2 separate regions of the Homo sapiens genome follow, and region 1 is linked to region 2. A link is a loop called in an ENCODE intact Hi-C map of the cell type or tissue named here. Cell type or tissue: ascending aorta. All regions are shown on one strand.

Region 1 (2,500 bases), 850 kb before region 2:
ATGGAGAAACCCCAGAGACCCAGCTCACTTCACAAGGAATTTCCAGGATAGACAGTCAATGAGTTCCCTCTTGGTCATGTCCATTGACAGGGAGGTCACTAATACATAGGACATTTGGAGTCTGCTCTAATTGTGTTTCTTCCTTGGAACCAGAGCTCCGAAAGGCCCTCAGAAGCCACAAAACCTACTTCTCCTATATCCTGGCATCCATAGACCAGGGAAGGGAAGTGACTTTCTCGAGGTCCTACAGCGACAATAGCAGAACTAAGGTCCTCATGTCCCAATGAGTAAAGTCTGATGCTTTTTCTTCCTTCTCAGAGAGCTACCTCCCCAGGACAGTCACACAGTGGCCTCAGTTCCACTCTCTGGAACAACAGACAACGAGGTTAACCCCTTTTCCAACTGAAATGATGGAATCCGCCCCCAGTTTTCTCATCTGTCACCTTCAGCCTTTTCTCAGGGGACATGGCTCCTAGTTTCTTCAGAACAATGCTCAGTCTCCTGGGACTTCTCTAACCTGCCTTCTGCCGCAGAAGTGGACATTTCACTCTGCAAAGGGTTGATGAGGGTACACACAGCAGGCTTCCTGCATTTCCATGGGTCCACAGCAGCCCTGGAAGTCTTAGATCTAAGAGTGGGCCTCACTATGCCTGTTGTCAAACCTCTCAGGTCACCAACTCCTCTGTCTGTCAAATGGGGATGCAGTTTTTCTCACCCACTTCACGGAGCGGTTTGAGTACTAGATGCTCCGTAGGCCTGTGAGCCATTTCTGACGTTATTACCATGTCCTTGGCAGCAGCTATGTCCCCGGTTGACTCAGATTCAGTCCCAGGCAGATTAAAATCTTCAAATGCTTTGCATATCAGTGGCTGACCAGCCAGTAGCCTCACCCCACCCTGCCAGCCTCCATTGCTAAATCATGCAGTGGGTGTTTCTATGAGAAATTAGAAAAAAAAAATCTCAGCTCCTCCAGCCCATTGGCTCTCCCCTCTCTGTATCATGGTTGCTCCACTGACCTAGGCTGGCCACACACTCCTGGCCACCCGGTGAGTCATCAGGCCACTCCTACAGGCTGATGAGATGCTGGACCTCACAGATGGGCCTCGTGGCTGAGTGCCAGGATGGCCAATAATGTTTCTTTCACCTGCCAGCACCAACTGATCTGTAGTTGGGGGCTGCCCAGAGTGTTGTATTGAGAAACATTCTGAGCTGTGCCTGGGCTGAACAAGACAGCATGCTGTGATTGACTAGCAATGTCTGGCACGGGTATAGGAATGGCTAGGGATGGAACCTGTGCCAAGTATTTGCCATTTCCAACCTAGTGTTTCCCGGCCACCATGAAGCAAGAAGCTGGTTAGACTTTTGGTAACAGGTTCCCCTGACTGATTTTAGGGATTGAGTGCTCCATCAAAGGGCTAATTTTCTTTTTTTATTTTCTTTCTTTCTTTTTTTGAAGCGGAGTCTCACTCTGTTGCCCAGGCTGGAGTACAGTGGTGCCATCTCGGCTCACTGCAAGGTCCACCTCCTGGGTTCACGCCATTCTCCTGCCTCAGCCTCCCGAGTAGCTGGGACTACAGGTGTCCATCACCACGCCTGGCTAATTTTTTTGCATTTTTAGTAGAGACGGGGTTTCACCGTGTTAGCCAGGATGGTCTCGATCTCCTGACCTCGTGATCCGCCTGCCTTGGCCTCCCAAAGTGCTGGGATTACAGGCATGAGCCACTGCGCCCAGCCTCAAAGGGCTAATTTTCTATCCACTACTGTGTTGCTACCTAGAGCTGTACTAATACAGTAGCCACTAGCCACAGGTGGCTTGTTAAATTTAGATGAATTCTAACTAAATTAAATCAAAAATTTAGCGTCTCAGTTGTATGAGCCACGTGGTTCATGGCTACCATGTTGGACAGCACAGATACAGAGGATTCCTATCATCGCAGAAAGTTGTGTGGGACAGAACTCACCAAGTGGTGATTGTGCCTGCCAATGGACATTTTTGGAAACATCCTAGAGACATTTTGGGTTGTCACAACTGGAGAGGAGGTGCTACCTGCATCTACTGGGTCAAGGACAGGGATGCTGCTACACATTTTTCCAAGCACATGACAGGTCCACAACAAAGAGATATGCAACCCAAATGTCAATAGTGTCTACGCTGACACTGGTCTAGAACCCTGGTCTGGAAGAATCATGACAAATGGGAAGGAGCATCAAGAGAAGAAGAGGGCAATATCATCTTTGCTTTGAATAATAACTAGGTGTAACAGGGAAAGAACTGAAAAAATGAGTCATCCACTGTTGGCAGAAAAACAAGCAGAAAAGCAAGTCACTAAACCTCTCTGATGCTGAGTTTCCTCTTCTATAAAACTGGGACTATATCACTACCTGCCTTGATCATCAGTGGATTAAATGAGGTAATGAATGTGAAAAAGCTTTCTTATCTGTCTCTGTGAAACAATGCCACACAATTTATTATCTCAACGGATGTTGTTTATTACATTAT
Region 2 (2,500 bases):
CGGAGTGAGATTGAGTTATCTCTTTTCACCAATTGAAACGGAAAGTTGTTGAACAACATATATGATGGCATTTATGTACACATTTAAAAAACAACTACCAAACATTGCTATAGATTATATATTTCTGTGTATGTATATGCATACAGAAGGTTTTGAAAGGAACACAGCAAACTCATGATAGTGGTGTTATTTCAAGAGAGGGCAGGCAGAGATTAAGGACGATCAAAGCAGACTTTGACTTTCTCTACAATGTTTTAGTTTTTTGCAGGGGTGATAGATCCATATATTTCTTGCATTACTAAACAAAAAACAAAAAACAATGTTTAATGCTAATATAAAAAGCTAAAACAAATAAAGCAAAAAGTGACCTACAGATGACGGACACCCAACCCCCATGACCCCAGGCAGAAGGGAGAGGAGTGGGTGGGAGGGGGCGAGGCCTCCACAAGGTCACCTGTGTGCTGCTGCTGGAGTCGCTGTGCAGGCGGATGTTCTGGCGGCCCGAACTGCAGCTCTGGGAGGACTGAGAAAAGAAAGAGCAGGAGGGAGGGAGGGTGAGGCTGCACCCTGGCCCAGAGCAGGAAGGACTGCTGGGCTGGGAGCCAGAAAGTCTAGTTGCATCTCTATTCCTAACTTGCACAAGTCCTCTCTCAGAGCATCAGTTTCCTAGCTGTAAAATGAAAGGGGGGCACCACTCCCTGCTTCCTGGAGCCTCTTCAGAGACCGCTTTGACCTCTGGGTTCCCACCTCTCACCTCTGCAACTAGAGCACCCCACCTTTAACTGCTCTGTAATTGAGACTTCTGGCCAATATTTCAGTTCAACTCACAGAGTAACTGGTTCTATTAATGGCTCCACTTTTTTTTTTCCCATGATCCCTGTATACATGCTTCTGCCCTATAACCTCATAGTCCTTGCCTACTCTGACACTAGACTTGGCCATGTGGCTTGCTTTTGTCAATGGGATGTTAACAAACTTGACTCAGCAGAGGCTTAGAACACCCTTGTGCATTTCCGCTTTCTCTCTGTGGCATCTGCTTTCACCGTGAGAGCACGTCCAGGTTAACTTGCTGGGCAGTGAGCCACGTGGAGCACAGCTGAGTCACCCCAGGCAAATACGAGAGCCCAACCAAGATAAACAAATGTTTTAGTTGACCAGTTACGGACAGCTGGTGCCAGAATAAGCCTCGCCTAGCCCAGTTAAGAACAGAACTTGCCAGCTGACCCAGAGTTGTGAGCAAAAATAAACGCTGACTGTTGGAAGTCATTGATTTTTGGTGGTTGTTTGTTACACACTGTTATTGTGGCAATTGATGACTGATATCATCACTGCTGAAGAAAATTAACTTTTTTTTGAGAGGGAGTTTCGCTCGTTGCCCGTGCTGGAGTGCAGTGATGCAATCTCGGCTTGCTGCAACTTCCGCCTCCCGGGTTTAAGTGATTCTCCTGCCTCGGCCTCTCAAGTAGCTGGGATTACAGGCGCTCAGCTAATTTTTGTATTTTTAGCAGAGATGGGGTTTCACCATGTTGGCCAAGGCTGGTCTTGAACTCCTGACCTCAGGTGATCCACCCGCCTTGGCCTCCCAAAGTACTGGGATTACAGGCGTGAGCCACCACCCTCAGTCAAGGGTGGTGAGATCCTACTTTTTACTGAGATCCTACTTTGGGCTATTAAACTGGAAGTTCTGGGAGGACAGACCAGTCTGTCTGGGTCACTGGAACATTCCTGATATCCCAGGATATTCCTGATAGTACCTGCACATAGTAGATACTCAATAAGCATTTGTTGAATCAATGAAAGTCAGGCAGTGCGCCAGGCACTTTATATACATTGTCTTGTTTGGACTGTACACGAACCTCCTCTACACCTGATTATTCCCATTTTACAGATGCAGAAAACTGAGGCCCAGAAGAAAAGGTACTGGTAGGGAACCCCAGAACTACTAAATGGTGGGACTAGAGTTTGAATTCAGGTCTGATTCCAAAGTCACCGCACACTCTTAAAGAAAAAGCCAGGGGTGAGACTGTCACCAGGCCCCAGACACCCAGTCTTCACCACTCTTAGAACAGCCCAATGAAGCAGACCCTGACCTTCCCCAGCCCCCGCGCTCCCCGAGGCCAGCCGCCCATCACCTCATTGCTGATGGTTGAGTCCCTGTGCAACATCCGGTGCAGGTGGCTGTCCAAGCTGGCCCCGGATGAGCATTTGGCCAGGGCGGCCGCATGGGACTCCCGCTCCCTCTGCCGCACGATCGCCTCGCAGCCCAGCCACTCAGCCATGGTCTGTGCATAGCAGGCATGAATCTGCTCGTCCACCTGCCAGGGCAGATGCAATGTCACCCGAGGTGTCAACAAAGGGGCGCCTGGGGAGGGCCAGACCAACGTGGAAGAGAGTGGCTCTGATCCATCCAACATTCACGCAGTTAACATCCAGCAGATATTAACTGAGCACCTACTATGCTATGCCTAGCACTGGTTAGGCTCTGAAGACACAAAGGGAG

The links. Peaks named below come from ENCODE experiments on the same cell type or tissue, not always from the same donor. Only the 100,000 strongest peaks of a DNase experiment are listed, where the experiment ranks them.
Region 1: a loop joins it to region 2, with 4 times the contacts of the local background. A loop is called at or near these places in 1 of 110 quality-filtered maps.

Annotation. Positions count from the first base shown.
Region 1 is chr22:25,746,074-25,748,573 of GRCh38, reverse strand. The region is part of intron 1 of MYO18B (myosin XVIIIB); the gene reads right to left. Among named protein-coding and RNA genes, the nearest start is that of MYO18B, 5.1 kb to the right of the region's middle. RefSeq lists an enhancer at 818-1,112. In ascending aorta, no CTCF peak of the experiment used is centred here; a DNase peak (open chromatin) is centred at 963; H3K4me3 peaks cover 914 bases; H3K27ac peaks cover 2,336 bases.
Region 2 is chr22:24,893,246-24,895,745 of GRCh38, reverse strand. It overlaps SGSM1 (small G protein signaling modulator 1), which reads right to left. Exons shown (of 25, transcript NM_001098497.3): 17 at 2,133-2,315; 18 at 455-523. Among named protein-coding and RNA genes, the nearest start is that of LHFPL7, 52 kb to the left of the region's middle. In ascending aorta, no CTCF peak of the experiment used is centred here; DNase peaks (open chromatin) are centred at 585, 1,095 and 1,405; H3K4me3 peaks cover 1,266 bases; H3K27ac peaks cover 2,342 bases.